Regions from separate parts of the Homo sapiens genome. Here region 2 is linked to region 1. A link is an interaction called in ENCODE POLR2A ChIA-PET data of the cell type or tissue named here. Cell type or tissue: PC-9. All regions are shown on one strand.

Region 1 (8,000 bases):
TGGGCCTAGGGTGCCTGCCTGCCCCTTGCTGGGGGGACATCTGAGCCCTCTGGGCCTGGCGCCAGGGCCTGAGTCGCTGACAGGGGCGGAGAAGTCTAGGGGGCCTGTCCTGCTGTCAGCGCCCATGATGGATGAGGGGCCAGAGCTAGACTCCTGCCACAGGGGGAGGTGGGGGTGACCCCCCAGGGTCTGCAGGCAGAGCCTCTGCCTCTCACAGCTGGGGGGCCTGGGCGAGGGTCCCCACCCAGCCAGGGGTGTTTAAAGGCCCAAAGGGCGTGGGCCCTCCCACTCTGCCTAGAGTCATGGGCGCCTGGGCCTTCCCCGCAGCCCTTTTCCTTCTCTGCCTGACTTCCGAGAGCCTGCAAGGTGGTGAGGGCAGCTTGGGGCTGGGGGTTGGAGAATGGGCATCTGTGACTGGGGCTGGGGGTCCAAGTGGGGCCCTGGCCAGATGCTGGGGTTCTGGAGACAAGGAGGGCTGGGGTGTGGAAAGCCTGGTCTGGGCAGAGAATTCAGACAGTGAGGGTTTTTGGGGGCTGGAGGATAGATGCCTGGGCGCTGCCCCATCTCAGCCTCTGGGGTCCCCAGCCTTGAGTCAGCACTGTCTTGCTTCCGCAGGGCTGCCCCTTCTGCCTCCTGGCCTGGGGAAAGGTAGGTGGGCCCTCTGGCACTGGGGTCAGGAAGAGTCTCCCATCTCTCCTGCCCTGGGGGTGTGGGAGCTCTCTGGGACTCCCGATGCGGGGCCCAGGAGAGCTCAGGGCCCTTGCTGTCTTCCGGGCAGGGAGTCTCATCAAGTGTCCACTCAAGGGTGGGGAGCACAGACACCCTGCACTCTCAGAAGAGTCTCCCGGGGCAGAACATGCAGCCCTGAGGACGGGCCTGGGCAGGCTGAGAAGGGTGGGCAGGTGTGACAGGAGGGGCGGACCCACCGGCAGGCCAAAGGGGGCCGGAGGGGGAGAGGAGGGAGGGGACAAGGAGAACTGAGCCTGCTGAGGGGCAGGAGGTGGAGTGTCATGGAAGAGTCTTTACTTCAGGGACCTGGGGGGTCCTAAGGGTAGAAGGAGGGGCTGCCCCTGAGCCCTGATGCATCTGAGCTTCAGGAGAGAAAGATGGGGGGCAGAGGTGGTGAGAAGAAGAGGAGGAGATTTCCATGAAGGGAGAGGAGCCCAGTACTGAGAATGGATGGGAGAGGAGAGGAAGAGGGTGGAGTGGGCTCTGCCCCACAGTCCCCCAGAGCCCTGGCTCAGACACCTTCCTCCAGGCCCAGGGGCCCTCTAGCCTCCACTGCCCTAGCCCCAGACTGCTCACCTCCTCTGCCCTCTACCCTCCTGTGACAGCAGGGAAACTGAGACCTGGAAAGGGAGGTGGCATCCAGATTTGGGCCCCTTTGTCCCCTTGTAAGTTCCCCTGCTTCCCCCTGAACCCCACAGGCTTAGGGAGCCCAAATGGCTACAGATCTGGTAAAGCTGGTGGCGGGGTGCTTGGGGAGGGTGGCACACCGGCTCCCAGCTGCTCCAGCACCCCGGGCTCAACATCTCACTTCTCCCACAGTCTATGGCCCCCACAGTGGCCTGGGAGCAGGTGAGGCCTGGCATAGGGAAGGGAGGCGTCTGAGGGCAGGGCACGGGGCAGGGGGGAGGCAGGACAGGAACAGGGAAAGCTGGGCGGGGGGCAGGTAAAGGGGGAAGCAGTCGTCTCAGAAATACATGGGGACAGAGCATAGCCCCAGAGTGTCCCCCAGGCACCCTGGCTGGGGAGAGGGGAAGGCAGGCAGGAAGAAATGGAGCGGGGAGGGAAGAAAGGAAAGAGAGCAGAAAGGAAGGAGAGAGGGAAGGAGGGAGGGAAGGAGGCTGATAGCACCCACCTGTGCCCCACAGCCCTCCCCCATCATGGGAAGGGACTGAGTTCCCACAGGCCCACTGCTTGGATAGGCTGTGGGCCAGGTGTGGGGCTCTGGGGAGATCCTGGGGGAGGGGTGTCCCTCACCTCCCTGTCTCTCCAGGCTATGATGGGGGCGTGAAGCCACAGAAGCCAGGTGAGCCCTGCCCCGGCCCCAGCTCTTTGTCTCCCCCTCTTTCTCTCACACTCCTCACCTCACCTCATCTGTCTCTCCAGGATTCGTGGTCAGGCATGGGCTGGGAACCCAGCCAGGTGAGAGCCGTGGGGTCCCCTCCTTCCCTCCCTCCCAGGCCTCAGACGGAAGAGGCAGGATTGGAGAGATTGTTGGGGGGAGGCGCAGAGAGCCTCTCAGGTTTGCTGGTGTCTGGCTTAGTCCAAGGGGGGGTTCAAGGGTCTTGTACCCCCACCTCAGCTGGGACCCCAAACCTCCTCAGCTCACCTCTCTCTCTCCCACGAGCCCTTCCACTAAGAATGGCTATGGAGCAGGTAGAGATGGGAGTGGGGGAGCTGGAAGCCAGGATTCTAGGGGTATCCCTGGGATGGGGATTCCTGAGCCCCTCATCTGATCCCCCTCTCTTTCCCAGACACTGAAGGGGGCATGAAACCCCAAAACCTAGGTGAGGCTCGCCCAGCCCCTGCCTGCCTCCCTCCTCCTGACTCCCTCCTGCCTTCTCGCCCCAGGGTTCAGGACCTTCGCAGGTGCTGCAGCCCAGCCAGGTGAGGCTGGGGGAAGCGGGTAAGGAATGGGAGGGGCTTGGGGGTGCCTAATCTTTGCCTGATACTGTGGGGGAGGGAATGCAGCCAGATCGGTGTTTCCAGGGTCTTCTCCAGGCTCCCAGGCCTCAGAGAGGGCAGAACAGGTGGGTGTCTCACGGGAAGTGGGCAGGAGGGGACGGTGAGGAGTTCTGATGTCTGGCTTGGTAAGGGGACAGGGGCACCTGGGCCTCACCCCTGCCTCAGCTCGGTGTGGCTGTGGAGCAGGGAGCCCAGGGCGGGGAGGTGGGGCCCCTTCATCTGCCCATCTCTCTTCCCAGGCTTTGGAGGGGCTGAGAAGCCCCAGAAGCCAGAGGCGAGGCCGCCCCACACCTGTCCCAGTGTCCACTTCCCACCCTCTGTCTCTGTCTCTGCTTGACGCCCCATTCCCCCTCCTCATGTCCCTCTGGCTCTGTCTCCCCAGGATATGGAAACGGGCTGGGAGCAGCGGCCTTCCCAGTGGCCGGAGCCCAGTCAGGTGAGGAAACGTCGGGTGTGGCAGGACCTGGGCTTCCAGGAGGGAGGGGGAAGGGGCAGAGCAGAGTCAGGGCACCAGGAGCTGGGAGAGCTGGGCTCTGGAGGGAGGGCAGGGCTCAGCCACTCTGTCCCTTCCCAGGCCTGGGAGTGGGCGTGAAACCTCCGAAGCCAGGTGAGGCAGAGCCCTGCCCCGCCTTGCCCACTTATATCCAGGCGCCTCTGGGTCCCTCAAGCCTGCCCACCCCACCGCTCATGGCCCTCACCAATGTCTCCCCAGGATTGGGGAGCAGAAGTGGTTTGGGCGCTGGCACTCTTCCAGGGGCAGGAACCCCACCAGGTGAGGGTGGCTGGGCAGGGGCCGCAGGGAGGGGCGGGCAGGAGGGTTTAGGGTCCCAACCCTCATTCTTAGGGGAGGAGCTCTTAGGGTCAATGTCAGCCTCTTTCTAGCTCTCCCCAGGCCTGGGGAAGAGGGAACCTCAGAAGCGGATGAAGGGAGGACCCCGCCCGTGTGCCACCTCCATGCCACACTCACCATGTCCTGTCCCTCTCTGTCCCCCTCTCGGTCTGTGTTACCCTCCCCAGGCACTCGTCCCTCTGTGGCCTGCCAATGCCATTCCTGTGGGTGGGGACTCCTGTGGAGGCCTCTGAGCTGCTTCCTGGGCATGCGCCCTTAGTGAACTGTCAGGGTGTGGAGCACAGTGGCCCTGGGTGGTGTTTGGACCACGGACCCGCACTCCACATGGCCTAGGTCCAGCCTCTGCCTCCCTCACCCCACAGGCCCAAAACCAGGTCAGGGAGGGTAGGGTGTTGCGGAGGGCCTGGGCTTGGGTCTGGGGGCTCCAGGGAGCTGCAGCCTCCTTTACCTGGTCTCTCTCTCTATTCCTGGCATGGGGCGGGGGGTGAAACCTCTGAAGACAGGTGTGCCTGCCCTTTCCTGTGTCCCTGTCCTCCACTCCCCACATACACACATCCGGCCCTGCCTCTGCTTCCTCCTTCTACTCGGTCTCCCAAGATCTGGTGATGGGAATGGGATGGGAGCTGGGGCCTTCCTAGGAGCTGGAGCCCAGCCAGGTGAGGGCAGCTGGACCACACTGGGATTCTAGAAGACACAGGGAAGAACCAGGGGATATCAGAGGTCCAGAAGGCAGAAAGTTTATTTCTGGGGGAGGACAGGGGATGGGTGGGGTCCGTGAGCCCCTGCTCTCCTCTCCCCTATCTTGACTGTTTCCCCTGCATCTATGGCCTTGTCCCACCCTCAAGCCCTCCCCAGATCCACCCCTCACACACTGCTTCTCCTCCCAGGATACAACAATGGAAACGGACCGGGAACCCAGCCAGGTCGGGGCCGAAGGGGCTGGGGTGGCTGGGGGAGAGGTCAGGGGCCCAGGGCCACACTCTGGGTCCCAACAGATGGGCTCTTGGGGGTTCATTCATTCACCCAATCTCCCCTGAGCACCCGTCCCAAGCCAGGCCTCGGCTGGCCATGGAGGACACCCAAGCTGGTCAAGGGTGGCCACGGTCTGGACTCCCGGGCCAAGAACCAAATCCAACTTTGACTGCAGTCAGGCCTGGGAGGGAGTTCACACAAGACAGAAAGGCAGAGGGCAGGGGTCACGCGAGACAGAAAGGGAGAGGGCAGGGCTCCAGGCCCCAGCTCATCCCCACTGCACCACCTTCCACACTCCTGTGTCTGCCCTCAAACAGGTCCTGCCGCTCAAAATGGCTTTGGACCAGGTAAAGAGGGTGGGGACGGAAGCGGGGAGCCTGGGGCTGAGATTCTGGGCACAGGCCCAGAGGAAAGGATCCCTCACCCTCTCATCTTCCCCCCAGGCTTTGGAGGGGGTGGAAAACCCCAGAAGCCAGGTGAGCCACTCCCTGTCCCTGTCTCCCTGCCCATTTCCTATGCATCTGCCGCTGCTTCCCTAGAGTCCCTGATCTCCCCATTCTCTTTGGCTCTGTCCCCTGGGATTTGGGAATAGGAATGGGTGGGGAGTCGGGGCCTTCCTGGGAGCTGGAACCCAGGCAGGTAAGGCCCTGGAGTTCTGGGAGCATGGAGGTCTTAGGGGTTGGGGGTTACTGATGTAGGGGCCTGGCCCTGGTCCTGAGCAGAGAGGAAGGGATGGGTGGACTCACAGGAAGTCCTTCCCCTTCTCTTCCCAGGCCTGGGAGGGGGACTAAAGGCTCAGAGAGCAGGCGAGCCCCAATCTCTAGCCTCCCAACTTGGTCTCACACAACAAACCTCATTCGACAAACCAATCCAGGCCTGGAGCAGTGGCTAACACCTGTAATCCCAACAGTTCGGGAGGCAGAGTTAGGTGGATCAATTGAGCCCAGGAGTTCAAGACCAGCCTGGGCAACATTCCCAAGCTGGTCTTGAAATCTTGGGCTCAAGCAATCCATCTACAAAAAAAAAAAACCTAGCCAGTTGTGGTGGCACGTGCCTGTAGTCCCAGCTACTCTGGAGGCTGAGAGGTGAGGATCACTTGAGCCCAGGAAGTCGAGGTAGTAGTGAGTGGAGATCTTGCCACTGTACTCCAGCCTGGGTGACAGAGAGAGATCCTGTTTAAAAAACAGACAGGCCGGGCTCAGTGGCTCACGCCTGTAATCCCAGCACTTTGGGAGGCTGAGGCGGGTGGATCACAAGGTCAGGAGATCAAGACCATCCCGGCTAACACAGTGAAACGCCGTCTCTACTGAAAATACAAAAAAATCAGTCGGGCGTGGTAGTGGGCACCTGTAATCCCAGCTACTCGGGAGGCTGAGGCAGGAGACTGGCGTGAACCCAGGAGGCGGAGCTTGCAGTGAGCCGATCGTGCCACTGCACTCCAGCCTGGGTGACAAAGCAAGACTCCGTCTCAAAAACAAACAAACAAACAAACAACAACCAAAGTAATCCGTGGACCATGCCTGTTCTGAGCCAACCAGGTGCTGGGGACAGGCCCTCCCCAACCAGGGCCACGCTGGGGCATACAGTATGGGCTGAGGCTGCCCCAGAGCTGGGCTCTGGGAGTTCTTAGGAGGCAGTGGAGGCCAGGGAGGAGAGAGTGGCCCAACCCTCTGAGAAACTGAACCAAAAGGAGAGTTTTGAACAAAGAAGGTACAGGCTCCAGCAAGATCTCAGACCTGGCCAGGCGCAGTGGCTCACGCCTGTAATCCCAGCACTTTGGGAGGCCTAGGCGGGCGGATCACTTGAGGTCAGGAGTTCAAAACCAGCCTGGCCAACATGGTGAAACTCCGTCTCTACTAAAAATGCTAAAAATTAGCCAGGCGTGGTGGCGGGCACCTGTAATCCCAGCTCCTCAGGAGACTGAGGCAGGAGAATTGCTTGAACCCGGGAGGCGGAGGTTGCAGTGAACCAAGATCACGCCATTGCTCTCCAGCCTGGGCAACAAGAGCGAGACTCCATCTCAAGAAAATAAAAAAAAGAGCTCAGACCCAAGATGTGGCAGGAGCTGGAGCTTGACAGTTGGAGGCTGCTGAGGAAAGGAACCTGCCTTTCTGGCTCGTTGAAGTTGGGGGTGGGGACACCCCTGCCCGAGGTGGCTGGAGATGGCATCCAGGGCTCCGGAGGGCCTTAACCCTTTCTCTCCTCCACAGGCCCCACCACTCAAAATGGCTATAGACCAGGTAGGGGCGGGGCTGGGGTTTGGGGAGGCCCAGAGCTGGGGCCCCAGGTTCCTCACCTGCTCCCTGTCTCTCCACCAGGCTATGTGGGGGCCGTCAAACCCCAGAAGCCAGGTGAGCCCTGCCCCGGCCTGTCCCTCTGCCTCCCCAAAACCTGAGCTCCCTCCCCTCATTCATACCCCGCCTTGATCTATTCCCCCAGGATTCCAGTACAGAATTGGGCTGGGAGCCCAGCCAGGTGAAGGGGGTACAGTCTGGGGTTCCAGGGTCTGCATCTGGGCGGCCTCTTCCTCCCAGGGGCGGGATTGGTGAATGATGGAGAGGGGTGACGGGGCGTCTCCAAGATCCTTGGCTTCTGGCTTGGCCCTGAAGGGGAACCATAGGCGCTGTGTCCCCAGCTTAGCTCAGCCCTCCCACCCCGACAAGCCCCCCACCTCAGAATGGCCCTGGAGCAGGTCCTGAGGGGGATGGGAGGAGCTGGGGTCCAGATGCTGGGGTTCTGGGGTGGATCTGAGTTGGGGGCTCCTAGGTACCTCATCTGCTCCCCATTTTCCCAAAGGCTTTAGAGGGGACATGAAGGCACAGGAGCCAGGTAAGCCTGGCTCTCCCGGGCTTCTGTCTCCCCAGTGTTCAGAGCCCCCTTCCCCCTCTCACCCCCACCTCCATCTGTCCCCCAGGATTAGGGAATGGGAATGGGCTGAGTGCTCAGCCAGGTGAGACAGATGGGGTCTGGGGTTCTACCCCTGGGGCGTCCTCTCCCTGCCTCCCTTCCCAGTCTCATGGGGGGCTGAGCTGGTGAATAACTGAAGGGCTGCTGGGAGGAAGCCTCCAGGATTCCCTTACCTCCACCTCAACCAAACCCCAAATCCCCACCCCACCCTCCTCTCCCCATAGTCTTGACAGCCCAGAACCGATTTGGATTTGGAGCAGGTAGGAGCAGGGGTGGGGAGGGGCTGGGGGAGAATGTGGGTGGGGCCCCTGAGTCACTCACCAGCCCCCCTATATCTCCTCCAGGCCTTGGAGGGAATGTGAAGCCTCTGAAGCCAGGTGAGCCCCGCCCGCCCTGGTCTGCCTCTCTATGCACGAACCCCTGAAGCCATAAGCACTCTACTCATGCTCCCTCCCTCTCCAGGATATGGGAAAAGGCTGAGAGCAGGGGCCTTCCCTGGGGCTGGAACCCAGCCAGGTGAGGACACCTGGGGTAGGAGCCCAGGCTTTTTTTTTTTGAGATGGAGTCTTGCTCTGTCGCC
Region 2 (8,000 bases), 130 kb before region 1:
CCTCGTTGCCTCCTCAAAGGACTATTCCCCCCCAACACCATTCCTCTCAGCAGCGGTTCTCAAAGGCTAACAGATTAGCTCTACCAGTCTCTCCCAAGATGCCTTCAGAAAATTGAAATTCCAGGTCTCCACCTCTGGCCCTGCTGAATTAGAACATGAATGTGAAACCTAAGACCCTACCTCTTTAATAAATTTTCTTATATCCACAGATGGTTAGAGCCCTTCCTGTCTCAGATACTGCATTACTTCATCCAGCACTGGGACTGCTATAGAAGAAGTGTTCAATAAATGTCCACTCGATGTTGAAAATTACCAGGACCTGAGGGATCCCCACGCCTTGCCTGGAGCTGGTCTACAGACTGTGGTCTGCAGATTGTGGACTGAAAGTCCGCGATTCTAGCTCTTGAAGAAGCCCCTACAGAGATCATGGAGAGGTTGCAACCTCAGAGTTACTGGGATCCCCACACACCTGAGCTAGTGTCATTTCTCTTAATTATTCTGGAATCTGGTTAAATTTTCATCTGTCTTACACTTTGTTATTACTTAGTCTCTAGCTCTCTCTTTCAAACTCTTTCTTCCAGGTCTTCATTGTATCCTCATTTCTGCCTGTATGTTTCTTTTCCTTGGCCCAGTCTCTATCATCCATCTGCCTGTCGATCTGTCATCTACCTTTCTCTTGCTGCTTCCCTGCTTCTTGCTTTATGTAATCTAGTTTGAGTTTTGAGATGATGTTTTCCAAACCTCCAGTGGTGGTTTGAAAATTATATTTTACAATTAAGGTGGCTGCATTTTCTCCCGAGAATTTTGCCCGCAATTGTGGCATGCTACCACCAGGGGGTGCCTGTTCCCACTCTGGAATCAGGCCTCTTTATATTCACCCTGTATTCAGCTTAGTCCCACACACACCCCCTTTCAGCCATTCCTGTATTGATGAATTGAATAGCTTCACGGGTCTGGCTGTTGCCTCAAAACATAGCCAGATACTTTTGAAGTAGAAATGAGGCCAGGCACAGTGGCTCACACCTGTAATCCCGGCACTTTGGGAGGCTGAGGCTGGTGGATTGCTTGAGCCCAACAGTTCAAGACCAGCCCAGCCAACACAGAAAAACCCTGTCTCTACAAAAAATACAAAAATTAGCCAGGTGTGGTAGCACACACCTGTAGTTCCAGCTACCTGGGAGGCTGAGGTGGGAGGATCACTTGAGCCTGGGAGGCAAAGGCTGCAGTGAGTTAGGATCACACCACTGCACTCCAGCCTGGGTGACAGAGTAACACCCTGTCTCAAAAAAAAAAAAAAAAAAAAGAAGAAGAAGAAAGAAAAGAAAAGAGAAATGGCCTGAAATTGCCCACCAAGGTTTCTTCTGGATTGCAGCCCATCTTTCCTTCCACCTCTGTCATGCTGTGCCTCTGGCCTCCACCCTTTGTTGCTCATGGTGTCTGTGTCCCTGAGTGTCTGCCATCCTCTGTCCCCATCTGCCCCCAACCACCTTGGAGAGGAAGAAGCCGCACCTCCATCTTGGATGCTCCCCCAGCCTGAGATCCAGCAGTGGGTGTTTGGAGGGAGGTGGATAGAGGCATCAGGTAGGCAGATGGGCAGGACCCGCTCTGAGAACTGTATGGAGCGCTCGAGACGCACCAGGGCAATGTCTGCACAGGCACCTTCCTTCCAGGAATACACAGGGTGGGGCTCCACCCAGGCAACACCCACCTTCTGGGACCGAGAGCCAGGGTTCCCCAGCTGCCAGGCCCCCAGCAGCACAGAGAACAGGTATGGTTTGTTCAGGTTGCTGGAAGGAAAGGGAAGGGGAGGATCAGCCAGGCCTGGTCTGGGAGGAGGTACCTGGGGGAACAGCATGGGTGTGAAGGCCCCTGAAGGCAGGAGAGGCTTCTAGGTAGAATCGAGGGGCACCAAGATTGAACAGAGGCCCGGAAGCAGAGCCTGTAAAGGGAGCCCAGGGCCTGGGGCACAAAGCCCAGGGCCTTAGAAGATCAAGTGCCCCAGGCCGGCTGTACATACTCCTTGAAACAGTGGGCAGCAGTGATCACCCAGCGGCTGGTGAGCAGAGAACCTGCGCAGTGGTGGGTCCCATTCTTCTGGATGCTCACGATCCAGGGCCACTCGCTGTCAGTGCTGTCCTCGCCGCCCACAACCCGGTTCAGCTGCTGGGGCTTCCCACAGGCTGGGGGAACTGGAGGGTACGGTCAAGTTTTGTTATCTCCAACTTCCTACAACCCACCCCCGGAATCCCAATCCCTAGGCCTGCACCCCAAGCTTTGCCCACAGCCCAAGCTCCGTTCATGTCCCCAAGCTCTACCCACATCCCAAGTTTCACTTGCACTCCAAGCTCCACCCACACCCCAAGCTCCACCCACATCCTAAGCTCCACCCATACCCCAAGCTCCGCCCACCTCCCCGTCCCATCCCTCCCTCCATCCTCACTCTCTGCTGGTCCTCACCTGGCCCTGGCCTTTCCACTCACTCCTTGTCAGCTGCACCTGGTCTCTCCCTCCCCCTCTTTCCTTACCCTGCTTTCCACTCTGTTCACCTTCCTGGCTCTCTCTCTCCTCTGGCCCTGGCATCTCTCAAGCCTTTCTCCTTGCATCCGTGTCTCCTTCCTGCCTCCCTTCCCCTCTAGCTCTTTCCCCCTCTCACCCCAGCCCCTTTCTGACCTGTGCCCAGGGGACGGACACATAGACACTGCCTGCGCGTGGGCCTCCTCCCTTCTCCCTCCCGTCAGAGCTGCCAGCTCCACTCACCAGGTATCCTGGCCGCATTGAGGATGGCTGAGGGCAAGAGAAGGAAACGGTTAGGCCGGTGAGGGGCCCCAGGACACAGTGGTGAGGGGCCCTCAACGCCCAGTGAGGAAGGCCCCCAACACCCAGTAAGAAGGGATCCCAGTGCCCAGTGAGGTGGAGGTCCCAGCACCCAGTGAGGAGGGTCCCTCAGCGCCCAGTGAGGAGGGGTCCCAGCACCCCCTGAGGAGGGTCCCTCAGCGCCCAGTGAGGAGGGGTCCCAGTACCCAGTGAGGAGGGTCCCTCAGCGCCCAGCGAGAAGCCCCCAGCACCCAGTGAGAAGGGGTCCAGTGCCCAGTGGGAAGGGGTCCCAGCACCCAGTGAGGAGGGGTCCCCAGCGCCCAGTGAGGAGGGCTCCCCAGCGCCTAGTGAGGAGGGTTCCCCAGCGCCCAGTGAGGAGGGGTCCCCAGCGCCCAGTGAGGAGGGCTCCCCAGCGCCCAGTGAGGAGGGGTCCCCAGCGCCCAGTGACGAGGGGGTCCCAGCGCTCAGTGAGGAGGGGGTCCCAGCGCCCAGTGAGGAGGGGTCCCAGCGCCCAGTGAGCAGGCGTCCCAGCGCCCAGTGAGGAGGGGGTCCCCTTGAGTACCTGGTGGTGAGGAACCTCTAGCCCTCCAGTGCCCAGGGAGACTCTCAAGTCTCTCAACCCCAGGGCCCCTACCGGCGGGGCATTTCCTGGGGCCTGGCCAGGCCCTGGCTGCACAGCTGTGACCCTGCCCTCCCGCAGCTTCCCGTCCAGCCTGCCTTCCGGGGACCAGGACCGGCTCCTCGAGGGAGGCACAGACCTGAGCCCCTCGGCTCTGGACGCTGCTGCCGCTGGTGTGCCCTCCCCTGACCTCCTGCGGCAGGAACAACACAAAACGGTGCTTCCCCAGAGGCAAGCAGCGGAGGACGAGGAGATGGGAGAACACGGAGGCGAGAGGGAGCAGGCGATGGCGACGCCGACGGTAACTGGAGACCGAGGCGCGCTGCGTACTTGCTGCGTTTTCTGTTTCATCCTCACAGCCGTAGAAGAAACCGAGGCACAGAGCAGTTAAGGAGCAAGAGATAAACAGAGCAGAAGCGGAAAGGAGATGAGAGAGGCAAGGCCAGGAGGGAGAGAGGGAGGGAGGGAAGGAGGGAAGGAGGGTGGAGGTGAGAGGGAGGAGGGAGGAGCAGCCTCCGGACGTACCTGTCGACGCCAGCAGCAGCAGGGAGGTGAAGGTGCCGAGACAGCCCCCACCCAGGGCTGGGGGCGCTCCAGAAACCACCATGGCTGGTGGGGCGGGGGAGCAGGCAGCAGGCTCGAGAGACCCAGGGCGATGCGGGTCAGGGTGTGTAGGTTCCCTGCAGGTCGCCCCAGGTTTTATCCTGGGAGGCGGAATGCCGTCAGACCAGTCCCCAGGTGGCTCCCGCGGCCACCCCGGCTGTGGGTCCTGGGCAGAGGGCGGGGCTGCGGGGAGGAAGCCAGCCGCTACAGGGCTCTGGGGGGGCTCTAGCTGAGACCCCAGGATGTGGCCTCTGGAAGGGCAGGGGAGGGGGCTTGGGCCCAGAGGTCCCTGACATTAATTGTCCAGGGGCAGAGAAAGGTGCCAGGGCACTGAAAGGAAGGGGTTCCGGGCTGGGGAGGGCCTGGGTTTGGAGAGGCTGAAGTCTGGGGTACTGGGTGTTGGGGGTGGTCCTAGGGCCTTAGGGATCAAGGGGGTGCCCAAAGCTCAGTAACGGCTCCCACCTGCAGGGCCCCAGGCCCCTGTGACTCAGCCCAGAGACCTGGCGCAACCCGGGCTTGGGAATCCCGTTAACCCACTTCCCGAAAGCTGTGAATCAGGTGAGTGGCGACCTTGGTGGCCTCCTGGTGGCCGCCCTCCTGTCGTTCCTGGAGGCGGGGCTCTGCCCTGCGGTTCAGACACCTGACAACTCACCTCACCTGGACTCCTGGGAAGGGGAGGAGCCCATGGGCACCAGGGCTCGGCCAAGCAGGGGGGTTGAGAGAAGAGGGGCCCCGGGAAGGGCTGGGACTCCCAGGATTCAAAGAGCTGCTGGGCTGGGCTGTGGGGGGCCGGGTCCTGGGCTGGGAGTGGATTCTCGGTGCTTCCCCCCAGCGGCTGCCACAGTGGCAACCCGGGGCTGAATCCTGTGAGACCTTCCCTGACTCAGTGCCCTGCAGCGCCCCACACTTGGGACACTCCCACCCAAGCAGGGCAGGCTTCCTCCTCTACAAAGAGGCAGGAGCCTGCGCCCCTTCACTCATTCGATCAACAAGCCTCCAGCAGGGCCCTTGCTACCGCCGGGGGTGAATTAAAAACAACCATAGTGTCTGGGTGGGGTGGCTTATTCCTGTAATCCCAGCACTTTGGGAGGCCAAGACGGACAGATCATGAGGTCAGGAGTTCAATACCAGTCTGGCCAACATAGTAAAACCCCGTCTCTACTAAAAATACAAAAAAAAAAAAATTAGCCAGGCATGGTGGCAGGCGCCCTTAGTCCCATCTACTTGGGAGGCTGAGGCAGGAGAATCGCTTGAACCTGGGAGGCGGAGGTTGCAGTGAGCTGAGATCACGCCACTGCACTCCAGCCTGGGCGACAGAGCGAGACTCTGTTTCAAAAAAAAAAAAAAAAAACCATAGTAGTGAATATGTATGTAATAAATATATTTATACAAATATAAATATAGTATTTATATAATAGAGCAAACATTTAGGAGTGCCATGCATTGCCTCCTAATCCTCAAATGTCTTTATTATTCCCACTCTGCAGATAAGGAAACTGAGGCAGCTTAGGGCGGTTAAGTGACTTGCCCGAGATTGCTGGGTGAGTGGTGGAGCCGGACCTGCACCCCAACACTGGGGGTGGCTGCTGGGACTGCCCTCATGGAGGCTTCGGGAGCCTGGAGGAGGTGCCTCACCCTGCCTGGGGTGAGCCCTAACTTGCTCCCTGCAGAGTCAGGGTGGCGTGGGTCAGGGGCTTAGCAGACCACCATGGCTGCTTCAGGGACTCCATGGCTCTGAGCAGGACGGGTTTTGCCCTGGGGGTGGACTCTGTGCTGCCCACCTCCTCAGTCTGTTAAGGGTTAGGGTGGCAGCAGGACGACTGGCACTTTCTCGTGGCAGAGAGGCCATGCCCTGCTCCACCGAGAGACAAGTCAAACAGCAGGGCCCTGGGGAGCCCCAGAGGATGCATTATTCTCTGTCCCAGGACTCAGAGGGGGTTTGGGGGAACTGCAGGAAAAGGCCACGCAGAGTGGCCAAGGAGGGGCAGTGTCTCTGAGCAGCAGCAGCACTGCAGCAGAAATTTCTGCTGGGCTCCCCCAACCCTACTCACTGTCCCCCGCTCAGCTCTGCACCCAGGGCGTCCAGGGCCCTCCTGCGCCCCACCCCACTGCCTTCTGGAATAAGGTGGGTGGCCTCTCCAGCTCACCCAGCAAACATATATTGAGTACCTGCTGTATGTCAGGCCCTGGTGGGCACCAGGACACATGTGATGAATAAGACGCAGGTCCTGTGCTCAGGAAGCACATGACCTCCTAGGGGTGGGAGGCAGATGACGGATGACAGGGAGGTGTCCGGGAGGTGGGCACAGAACCATGGGACCAGGCGGTGGCTTGGACCCTAGAGGGCCACTGTGAAGCTGGGTGCTGGGGAAACAGTGTGGGCAGGGGGGCTCCCTGTGGACCCCCAGGATCATATTCAGTGCCTGCTGCACCCTGGGGCTCAGCGAGTGTTTGTTGAATGTATAAATGAGTGTGGAAGAAGCAAGTCTGCAAGTGGCTGGGGACCGACCACTCCAGCCTCCCTCTCTGCCTCCCGCCCAGGTTTCCTCTCCATTCCAGCTTTTCTGCCTTTCTGAAGAGCCAGCTCACTGCCCTGGATACCCAAGGGTAGCCATGGGCCCTGCCCAAGATGCCGCTATCCCTGAGACAGGGTGGCCAGGAAGAGAGCCCCGAGGAGAAGGACCTGGTAGGAGCAGGGGGAAGCCCTGAGGAGCTGGGTGAAGATTTCCTGGCACAAGTCCTGGGGAAGGGCCCCAGACAGCAGTTCCTCAATTCCCAGGGTATAGAGGGTGGAGTCTCTGAAAGGCCACGGGGTGGAGACCCTGGCATGATTCAACATTCACTCAACAAAATATTTATTGAGCGCCTGCCAATGCTAGACCCACATGCTGGCCAGCATCCCTGCCTGTGCAAGCTCTGGATGAGCTGTGTGCCCCTGCCACCCACACCCCCACTCCCTGCCAGCCTGGCCTCAGGGCCTCTGATCCATGTGCACTGGAGTGGTGATGACTGACAGGGCCACTGGGGCATTTCCATGTTAACAGCAGCTGCCACTGGCAAAAGAAGTGACTCGCCAATGGTGGCATCTCAGATGTGGGCCCAGGAGTCTGGGGAGCTACTTTGAACAGGGCTATCCATTCATTGTCCCACCAAAGGCTATGGAGCCCACCCACCATGTGCTGGAGTAGTCAAGGGAAATAAGACACTCTCCTTGTCCTTGTTAACTCAATCAACAAGCATTTGCAGAGCACCGCCTGTATGCCGGCGCTGTCCGAAGTGCTGAAGATACAGCAATGAGCAAACCAAAAGCCATGGACATCGGATGAAACAGAGAATTGTAAACAATAAGTACATCATTTAGCTCTATGGAAAACAGGATAGAGATTTCTCAAAGAACTAAAACTAGAACTACCATTCAACCAGCAATCCCACCACTGGGCATCCACCCAAAGGAAAAGAAGTCATTTAATCAAAGAGACACCTGCACTCGTGTGTTCATCGCAGCAACACTGTTCACAACAGCAAAGCCATGAAATCAACCTAAGTGTCCATCAACAGATGATGGATAAAGAAAATGTGGTGAATATATACACAGTGGGATACTACGAAGCCATAAAAAAGAACACAAAACCATGTCTTTTGCAGCAATGTGGATGGAACTGGAGGCCATTATCTTAAGCGGAACAAGTCAAACACAGAAAGACAAAGATTGCATGTTCTTATTTATTTATTTACTGAGATGGAGTCTCACTGTGTCACCAGGCTGGAGTGCAGCGGTGCAATCTTGGCTCACTGCAGCCTCCACCTCCCGAGTTCAAGCAATTCTCCTGCCTCAGCCTCCCAAGCAATTCTCCTGCCTCAGCCTCCCACATAGCTGGAACTACAGGCACGTGCCACCACACCCAGCTAATTTTTGTATTTTTAGTAGAGGCAGGGTTTCAGCATGTTTGTCAGGATGGTCTCA

Evidence for each region. Peaks named below come from ENCODE experiments on the same cell type or tissue, not always from the same donor. Only the 100,000 strongest peaks of a DNase experiment are listed, where the experiment ranks them.
Region 2: POLR2A ChIA-PET joins it to region 1 with 7 read pairs; 1 of 35 experiments calls an interaction of 5 or more read pairs at or near these places.

The regions. Positions count from the first base shown.
Region 1 is chr16:2,987,975-2,995,974 of GRCh38, forward strand. GREP1 (glycine rich extracellular protein 1) reads left to right here and starts at 288. Exons shown (of 29, transcript NM_001396456.1): 1 at 288-366; 2 at 616-648; 3 at 1,549-1,578; 4 at 2,000-2,032; 5 at 2,113-2,148; 6 at 2,578-2,613; 7 at 3,074-3,127; 8 at 3,404-3,463; 9 at 4,429-4,464; 10 at 4,831-4,860; 11 at 4,957-4,989; 12 at 6,724-6,753; 13 at 6,832-6,864; 14 at 6,953-6,988; 3 more. The coding sequence starts at 303. RefSeq lists enhancers at 1-431, 432-1,381, 5,746-6,247, 7,567-8,000. In PC-9, no CTCF peak of the experiment used is centred here; DNase peaks (open chromatin) are centred at 4,907 and 7,807.
Region 2 is chr16:2,854,065-2,862,064 of GRCh38, forward strand. PRSS22 (serine protease 22) reads right to left here and starts at 4,106. Exons shown (of 6, transcript NM_022119.4): 1 at 3,959-4,106; 2 at 2,758-2,784; 3 at 2,018-2,189; 4 at 1,510-1,787. The coding sequence starts at 4,040. RefSeq lists enhancers at 3,491-4,091, 4,092-4,692, 4,693-5,292. In PC-9, CTCF peaks have their summits at 834 (motif pointing right), 1,033 and 5,119; DNase peaks (open chromatin) are centred at 2,467, 4,127 and 4,677; H3K4me3 peaks cover 3,903 bases; H3K27ac peaks cover 3,425 bases.